2 separate regions of the Mus musculus genome follow, and region 1 is linked to region 2. Evidence: chromatin loops called from intact Hi-C (ENCODE). Cell type or tissue: left cerebral cortex. All regions are shown on one strand. Links, peaks and the distances in the headings refer to the core of each region. The heading gives the core; the rest is flanking DNA.

What was found. Hi-C counts contacts between places; a loop is a spot of excess contacts. Peaks named below come from ENCODE experiments on the same cell type or tissue, not always from the same donor. Only the 100,000 strongest peaks of a DNase experiment are listed, where the experiment ranks them.
Region 1: a loop joins it to region 2, with 3 times the contacts of the local background. A loop is called at or near these places in 3 of 42 quality-filtered maps.

Annotation. Positions count from the first base shown.
Region 1 is chr5:57,717,818-57,722,209 of GRCm38, reverse strand. Pcdh7 (protocadherin 7) reads right to left here and starts at 4,129. Exons shown (of 3, transcript NM_001122758.2): 1 at 1-4,129. The coding sequence starts at 3,105. 4932441J04Rik (RIKEN cDNA 4932441J04 gene) reads left to right here and starts at 4,291. Exons shown (of 5, transcript NR_015588.2): 1 at 4,291-4,364. In left cerebral cortex, for the core only: a CTCF peak has its summit at 2,489; DNase peaks (open chromatin) are centred at 2,578, 2,844, 3,152, 3,465 and 5 more places; H3K4me3 peaks cover 4,000 bases; H3K27ac peaks cover 3,395 bases.
Region 2 is chr5:57,962,194-57,966,585 of GRCm38, reverse strand. The region is part of intron 2 of Pcdh7 (protocadherin 7); the gene reads right to left. Among named protein-coding and RNA genes, the nearest start is that of Pcdh7, 250 kb to the right of the region's middle. In left cerebral cortex, for the core only: no CTCF peak of the experiment used is centred there; DNase peaks (open chromatin) are centred at 2,139 and 2,628; H3K27ac peaks cover 908 bases.

The DNA.
Region 1 (4,392 bases), core at 132-4,131, 240 kb after region 2:
GTCTCCTGCTCCCACAAATGTGTTGGCTGGTGGTAGATCTTGTACAGCTTGATGTTTTTTCCCTGCAGTTGGTGACTGGGGGTGAAGCTGGACAGTAGGCAATGGGGAACTGGATTTGTAATGCCTTGCCAGGTCGGGACTGCCAGGCCCACCATTAACAGATCGGTATCGGCCCATGCTTGGGCTGTCTGACAGCTTCTCATTGACACTATCATACCTCTGTCCATTTGGTTTAGAAGCTTCGACAGTGACGATACTGCTGTAGAGTGGCTGCTTAGATTTTTTGTTTTTCTTGTCCTTTTTAGGCTTTTTAGATTTGTCATGCTGCTGGGGTGTAAAAAAGTCCTCATGGTCTTTTTTGCCAGCTTCGTAGCCATTTTTATTTTTGGACCTGCAGTATCTTGCCATCATGACAATTAAAATGATTAGAATCACTGTCATAATGCCAGCAACCACCCCAATGACAATACTAAGTCTCTGTTTGCTAATTTCATAGCTTGGGTCACCAGCTATATCCTGGGTGAGTGGGGTATGCAAACTTCGGACTATCTGAGAGTCAATTACAGTTGCATTGGAAACACTTTCATTGACAAATACATGCACCAAAGTCGTAGTGGACTGGGAAGGCTGGCCACTGTCATTCACTTGCACAACCAGCCTGTGCAAGCCATAATGCTTCTGGGTGAGTTTCCCCACTAAGGAAACCACACCACTGGTGGAATCAATCTCAAACAGCTTGAAAGGATTCCCTCCCACAATGCTGTAGTTCAAGTCCGCATTGATGCCATCATCACTGTCTGTCGCTAACACTGTAGCTACTACTGTCCTGACATTACTTGAAGGTGGCAGCAACGTGTAGGAAATGTTTCTGGGAAGGGTAACTGTGGGAGCGTTGTCATTTTCATCCATCACAAAGAGAGAGACTGTGGCTGTGGCCGACCTGGGAGGATCTCCCCCATCCACAGCCTTCACTCTGAAAGTGTACGTAGTCTGATGTTCCCTGTCAAAAGACATTGTGGAGTAAATGGTCCCTGTGTCATTTTCAATAGAAAAAATGTTACTGTTCTCCTCTATGTACAGGCTCATCTCTGCATTCCGTCCCTTGTCAGCATCCATCACGGTGACCATCCCCACAGGGCTGTTGGGTTGTAAGTTTTCCTTCACATAAAAGGTAAAGACATCTTGCATAAACTTAGGGTCGTTGTCGTTTTTATCAGCCACCTGTACAATCACCGTGGTGCTGCCTTGCAGCACTGGGATGCCTTTGTCTTTGGCATTAACTTTAAACTCATACCTGTCAGTCTGCTCCCGGTCCAGTACTGTATTGACCAGGATGTCTCCAGAATCGGGATCGATGGCAAAAGTCCCCATCACTGAGGAGTCCAGTGAATAGGCGATCTCTGCATTCTTCCCGCTGTCAGCATCTGTCGCCAGCACTGTGGCTACCCTCTCCCCGGGAATGTTGTTCTCTGGAAAGTAAACCTCAACCACAGACTGGCCAAAGACAGGAGGGTTGTCATTAGTGTCTCCCACCTTGACCACCAAGGAATTGTTGCTGGAGAGGCTGGGACTGCCAGAGTCCACAGCTACTATGACCACGTTGAACTCCCGGGTGGTCTCATAGTCTAGTGGGGCTGATGTGTGCAGGAAGTACTTTTTCTTGTTTTGATCGCCTTCTGTGTCGCTGGCTGGCTTAAGCTGGAAAGGAACGTCTCCCACTACGGTACAGGTGACTACCCCGTTCTCGCCTTGGTCACGGTCGGACACCTGAACCAGGGCGATGGGGGTGTCCACCAGGACATCTTCGGCTACGTTGGCCACCCCGTCCTTAAGTGGGATGCGCCCTATCTTGCGAATTTCGATGGAGGGAACGTTGTCGTTCTCGTCTTTGATGTTGAGGACTACGGTGGCCTTATCAGTCTTGGGGGGCTGCCCGCGGTCACGGGCCATTACTGTGAATCTCAACTGGTTCACTTCCTCGCGGTCGATCCGGTGTAAGACACTGAGCCAGCCCGACGTTTCATCCAGGCGCAGTAGCCGTCTTACCGACTCGGTGGCAGCCCCAAATACATACTCGATCTGTCCATTGACCCCTACATCCAAATCGGTGGCGCGCAACTGTAGGATGGGGGTGCCCGGAGCGCTGTTCTCAGCCAGGTCAGCCTCATACACGCTCTTCTCGAAGCGGGGGCTGTTGTCATTCACGTCGGTGATGAGCACCCGCAAGATGGCCTGCGAAGACCGAGGTGGGTCGCCCCCATCGCGCACTCGGAGGGTCAGCTCATAGGAATCTCTCTGCTCCCGGTCCAGCGCCCCCTTCACGATCAGCTGCGGTTGTTTCTCGCCGTCTGGAGTGTCTGCCACCTGAAGCTCAAACACACTGCTTCGGCCACTAGGACTCGTCCCGCCGCCACCCTCAGGCGCGTCCAGCCGCCGCTTGGAGCCTCCAGAGCCGCCGCCGCTCGCGCTGTTCCCGCCGCCCCCTGGGTAGGGGGCGCTGTCCGCCGGCCCCAAGCGCCTTCCCTCGCCGCTGCCGCCGCCACCCCCGGGCTCCTGGAGCAGCTCGTAGCGTTCGATGCCATTGCGACCAAAGTCACGATCGGTGGCCGTGGGCAGCAGGTAGAGCGTGCCTACAGGCCGGTTCTCCTCCACCGTGAGCGTGAGCACCGGCGACGGGAAGGTGGGCGTGTTATCGTTGATGTCCAGCACGATGACCCGACCCTCAAACAGGTCCACCCAGCTCTGTGAGGGCCCTATCACCGACACCTCGAAGTCCAGGAAACATTCGTTCTCGTCGAAGATCATCTGACATTGGGGCAGCTTTTCTCGGTCGATGCGCCGCTCACTGGTGCTCAGCTCGCCGGTGAGGTTGTCAATCTTCAGATACTCAGAACCAGACTCAAGGCTGAAAGTCACCTCGCCGGAGCCGGTCACGATGCCCAGGTCCGAGGCCACATTGCCGATCCGCACGTCGGCGGGGCCCTCCTCGGCCAGCCGGTACCGGAGCAGCTGCTTGGCGGCGGCCAGGCTGAAGCAGAGCGGCAGAAGGAGACAACAGCCCAAGCACCAGCCGCGCGCCCATCCCGTGGTCCGCATCCTCAGCATCTTCTCTTGCTGCTGCTGCTACTGCTCCTTCTAACCACAACCCCCCTCGGCACCCCCCTCCTCCGGGGCTGGCCGCCTGCCCTCCCCTCGGTCCTCCTCTCCGGGAAAGGAAGAAACGAGAGGGAGGGGAGGGAGGGGGCCAGAGTAGCGCGTAGAGTCGGCCGATGGGAGGGGGGCAGCTAGAGATGCTTCTTTTTTTCTCCTCCTGCTTCTTCCGAAAGTTATTGTTTCATAATTCATGCAATGGGTGCTAATCGCCCGCTCGCCGGCCACCGTTTACTCGCAGTACTCACAGTTCACGGGACACTGCGCGCCACGGGCTCGGTGCCCCCACAAAGTCATCCCCGCAGTGGGAAGATACTGAGATCCAGTCTCCAAGCCCTGGGAAGGGGCCGGAACCGCTTCTGCAAGAGGGCGGCGGAGCCTGGTAGCGGACTAGAACAAACCTGCAGCCTTCCCCGCCTGACAGCAGCGTTAGTCCTTACTGCTACTCGAGTTAAGTCCAATTCACGTTCCAGCTACTCACTCTAGACCCAGGCTCTGTTTAGGCTCCCGAGGTCCAGACAAACCTGAACCGCTTCCTGCTTCAGGCTCTGGGGCGAGCAACAAGCCAGTCTTAACTCTGACTCCTCTTAAGCAGCCGGGAAGCCACTCAACATATCTTGAATGAAAAATTCCACGGCAGGTCGCTTCGGGCAAGGTGCAGCGAAAAGACGCCTCGCGTCACAGCTCGGTCCGCGACCGGGTGCTCCCGGCGCGCCAAAGAGCAGCCCGAGCCATCTTCAGAGACGCCCAGAGTCGGTCGCTTCTCACCCCGAAGAGCTCCGGTTTCTCTTTTTTTCTTAACAACTCTGCGCAAGGTCATTAGTCACGAAGCCGCCGCCTGAAACCGCAGCAACCATTCGCCCGCGGGGGCGAGAGCCGAACCGTGCGCACCGCGCGGTGCCCAAGTTTGGATTCTCAGCCGCAGAGTCCGTGCCTTCCCTCACCTGCATTCGGCCCGCGTGTTGGAGCAGTGGGATCTGCAGCGCTGTGCGCGATTCAGGGAGGAGATTGCAGCCTCTCTCTCTCTCCCCGCTCTCTCTCGATCCCTCCCCTCCCTCCCTCCTTCTCTTTCTCTCCTCCCTCCTCTTCTCTCTCCTCCCTCCTCTCCTTTCCCCTTTCCCCCCCTCTCTCACTCTCTCCAGCACAGTCTCTCAGCTTCTTCCAGTCTCAATGCGGGGAACTCGAGCTGAACTTGATCCCTTTGCAGTTCAAAGGTGAGCAAGCCTGGCTCCGTGCATCCGC
Region 2 (4,392 bases), core at 235-4,234:
TTGATAGAAGTTTCTAATACCTTACAACTCTCTTACACGTACTAAAATGCACATCAAAATTTTCCAAGCAGTTGGGAGGAAGGGAGCAAAAACAAATAGAAAAAGGAAATGGGACTAATATTTTATTTGTCTTACCAAAGATTAGTTTGTTTATAGTCATTGGTTAATGATGCTAGTGCTCCACTGACCACCAAACACATCAGGAAACACTTCTCAGAAAGCAACAGGACAAATATTTATTTGGTGAGCATTGTCAGTAGGATAGGAAAAAAATGACAGAGGCACTTAAATGTAATTTCCATAAAATGATAGTAACAAGAAATTTTTAGAACCATACAAAGAGTGACAGACCAGCAACCTCACACTGCTTTGGGAAACCCTAGCTTTGGGTTGCAAATAAGAATGGGTAGAATTTTAACAAGGATGTTTTCAACAATTTCATGTACAGAAAGCTTTTATCCATCAACATGCTTGCTTGTTTAATTGGGGTTTTAATGTCGATTGAAGTCTTTAATGTTAAAACTCACTGATTTGTTCAAACAATCATTAATTATAATTTTTTGGTGTTGTTTTGTTGGTCTTTGTGGGGGAAGGGCATGGTTTCTCTGTGCTTCCTAGGATATATTAGAACCGACTCTGTAGAGTACAAAGTCTGCCTGCCTCTGCTGAGATTGAAAGCATGCACCACCATGCCCTCGGAAATACAAATACATTTCAAAGTACACTATGGTTATCAAATGAGCATTGCACAGATTCCAACAATTTACTGTATGAAGTCAAAGCATTATGATAAATGTTTAGTTTAATAGTTATCTAATTGTCTCTATGTTTTTAGTGAAACTAAACAAAGTTTTCACTTGCTGACCTTGGAGATTAAGCAGGACAATGGTTTACTACCATTTCTCATTGAGGTTTGTATCTAAAATCCTGGCAGGACGGAGAAGAAAAGTTATTGATGTTATCTTGTCAGTAGCTACCAAATGATTTTTTTCATAGTACCATATTTGCTGGTTTCTAAATATATACATTCTACTTAGATATAAAACAACTTGTAGTTTGAAGTTTGCACAAATCAGTTGTTGATCTGTGAGCTTCAATTCTGGAGGCTTTCGATCTTAAAGCCCACTCTGATTTGAGTTGTAGTTTTTGACTAGAGAAAACCTCATTTTCAAGAGACAGCAGGCATTTACAAATAACTACATAATGAAAGCTGAAAATTCTTCCTAAGGTGGACAAATGCTCACCCAAGGAGGTAGGAATTTAGCAGAACAAGAAGAAAATAATAGACTAACCAGCAGGGGTTGGTGGGTTAAAGGCTAAAGGCAGACTTGGGAACTTTGACATTCATATGTGGACTAACATCTCAGGTTAAGTTAGCAATGGGCAGGGCCAATTAAAAAAAAAAACACTAAGTGCTGACAAACTTTCCAATAATTACACTTTCAGAACAAAGGATTTCTCCTACATGGTCAACACAGTAAGAAAATTACTTCTAAGCAGTTACCATGAGGAATGTGCTCAGGAGTTAAAAGTAAATGAATAAATGATTAAAGAAATAACCAGATTCATGATAATAAACTAATAAGCCTAACACACAAATTCAAGAAAAATAATTCTCTCTCTCTCTAACAAAATGATGCCAAAGCATAATATAAATATGGGGCAGGTAACATCTTCAGGGAATACGGAAGTGTAACTTGAACATTTAGTGGCCTTCCTAAGGTGAAGAAAAACACCTGGAACATTACAAAGTTCTCTGGATAAGCAAAAGCTGTCTTGCCCAATAGAGTTACGATGGGCCAAGGAAGGGTTCATACTGTATTAGTAATGAAAGAAAAGAAAAGGATTCAGAAAATTGTGAAAAAAATGAATTTTTCACTATTAAGTAGTTTTATAAATCTCTCTCTCTCTCTCTCTCTCTCCTCCCACTCCTCTGACCTAAACCAAAACTCACTGAATCTCTGCAGTCAGGCTGGCCAGAAGCTCAAGCGTCAGCAATTCTAATGCAATAACTTTAATGCCTGGAGAGATGCTAACCTATGCATCTGATTTAGTCTACTAACAGTAACTATGGAGGAAATTCTGGCATCTAAGTCATGACTGTTTTTTCGTTCCGTTACTGTGGTTACAAGTTCTTTCCACTTGCCTCTTCTACCAGTTTTGCCTCCCCGCCCCCCCTTAAATTATCATTTAACAGACACTCCAGCATTTCTTGAATGGTGGTTTATACTAAACATGGCCTGACCACAAAAAAATACCAATAGAAGATATCATTTACAACACAGGGTCTAAAATACTACTTACTATAAATGCTGAAATTTGTCTTGGCTCTCCTGGATGTTGGTTAATAACCTTAAATTAGCTTGAGAAAAAGATTAGTCTTTTACTTAGCCAACATACAAGTGGTAGTTTCTAGTTAGTCACATCTCATGACAGCTTCCACTATTTCTTATCGTTATCAAGAAGAATGGGAGGGTTGTGTCCCTATTATACAATTTAACTCATTAAGTATCTGGCTTTCTGTTATGAAATAGAGCATGCCTGAATACGTTTTCAACTTTCATACAGAGCTGCTGTCATTATGGAAAATTTCGGTTTCTTTTTCTTCTCCAAGACACCCACTGAGCTATATGTAGAAACTCCCAGCTTAAAGAAGAAAGAGGAGGAGGAGGAGGAAGAGGAAGAGGAGGAAAAAGGGAAGGAGGAGAAGGGGAGAGAGAAAGAGGAGGGAGGAGAGGACGAAGAGGAGGGAGAGAGAGAGAAGATAAGTAAAAAAGGGAAAAATATATTAAGTAAATCTGACTTGTGGACACCTGAATTGAGGAAAAACCATGGAAAATGCAGGAGAAAAGTGATGTTTTATTTATTTCTTCATTAATTTAGAAGCTACTTGGCAAGGTGATATTGAGTGTGTGCCACAAATCTACACTTCCCACTAGAGTGGTTCCTGCCATTGTCCCTTTCCTGGCCATTAAGAGACTTGCTTCATCCATAAAAAGGAAACAAATTGAAATAAACTCAAAGGATAACATTTGCCAGTAAATCTCAACTTTTTCTTAAAGTTTTCAAACAGAAATCACTCATTAGACCAGGTACATTGCTCAGTTGTCTAGTTCATTCCTGGAAAGTAACTCAATACAGCAGAGCAATTGTTTTCAAGGCAAAATTGATATATATTATAACGGAAGTAATAAAACTTCTACCCTGAAGCACACCCTGGACACAAAGGGATCTGAACTAAGTTGGGGAAGGAAAAAAAAAACAAAAAACAAACAAACAAAAAAAAACATATGGCTGAATTTATGACCTTGGTCTGCTTAGGCTATGCCTGGAGTCACATGTGGACAGTGATGTCACATTTACCTTCTCCCATGCACTGCTCTGCCATTCTTAATGCCACCTGTTCTACCTACATTTTATCCATCCAGTGTACACCCTTGGTGTTTTTTTTTTAAACTGGTAATTATTCCAGTTCATAAAAACTATTCCTACATAAAGTTCCAACAATGCAGTCTTTCATTTGAAAACTGCACATGGTCTCTTTTCACACCAGGAGCCAAGTTTTTTGGTTGAGTGGCACAAGAGGTGGATTCTAACACCTTCGTCCAAACAGCTTTCCAAATAACACTCTTTCAGTCTCAGAGCAATTTTCTTCTCTTCCCAAGCAGGTTCATGCTGTGCCCTGGCTCTGTCTTCTCATACTTGTCAGTCTTGCCTAACTATACAGCTACTGCTAAACCCAGGGTCTCTGTAATTATCTTTCTGTCTTCTGAAATCTTTTTTTTTTTTTTTTGATTATGGATTTTGCCTCTACTACACACTTGTATACTTACTGACAAAGTTAATGTGCATTTAATTTGTGTCTTATTGTCTTATGTCCCATCCCTACAAAGGCTAAAGATTTTGCTTCTATATATCTTAGTCCCTCAGACAAATATTTTCATCCCTCAGCAAAGTTATTTATCATTTCATTATGAAGCTTAGTAACACCAAGTATTTATTTCTCATCTAAAAATATAGTCATGATAGATTTGTAAAAATGAAAGTGTCCATTATAAAAACTAAAAACCAAATCAGGGGCCAAGAGATACATTGAAATCGGTTTGCTTGAAGGTGAATATGAAAGCATGTTGCTAAATGTGTGGATCTCTGTCGGGTGTGGCATAGTTGGGATAGAGTAGAGCTGGCCCTGCCTCTGTAATTATAGGTCAAGTGAAAAATGCAGCTTGGGGTGTGGGCTGATGAGGGTGTGGCCGGCGGTTTTAAGAGCAAAATAAGATCTGTGAAGTGGAACCCAGTTTCAGAGATAATTTGCTTGTGTTGTAAAGGACAATTATATAAAATCGTTTAGGCATTATGGTAGTCATGATGACCTCACCCTTTGAAGGAACC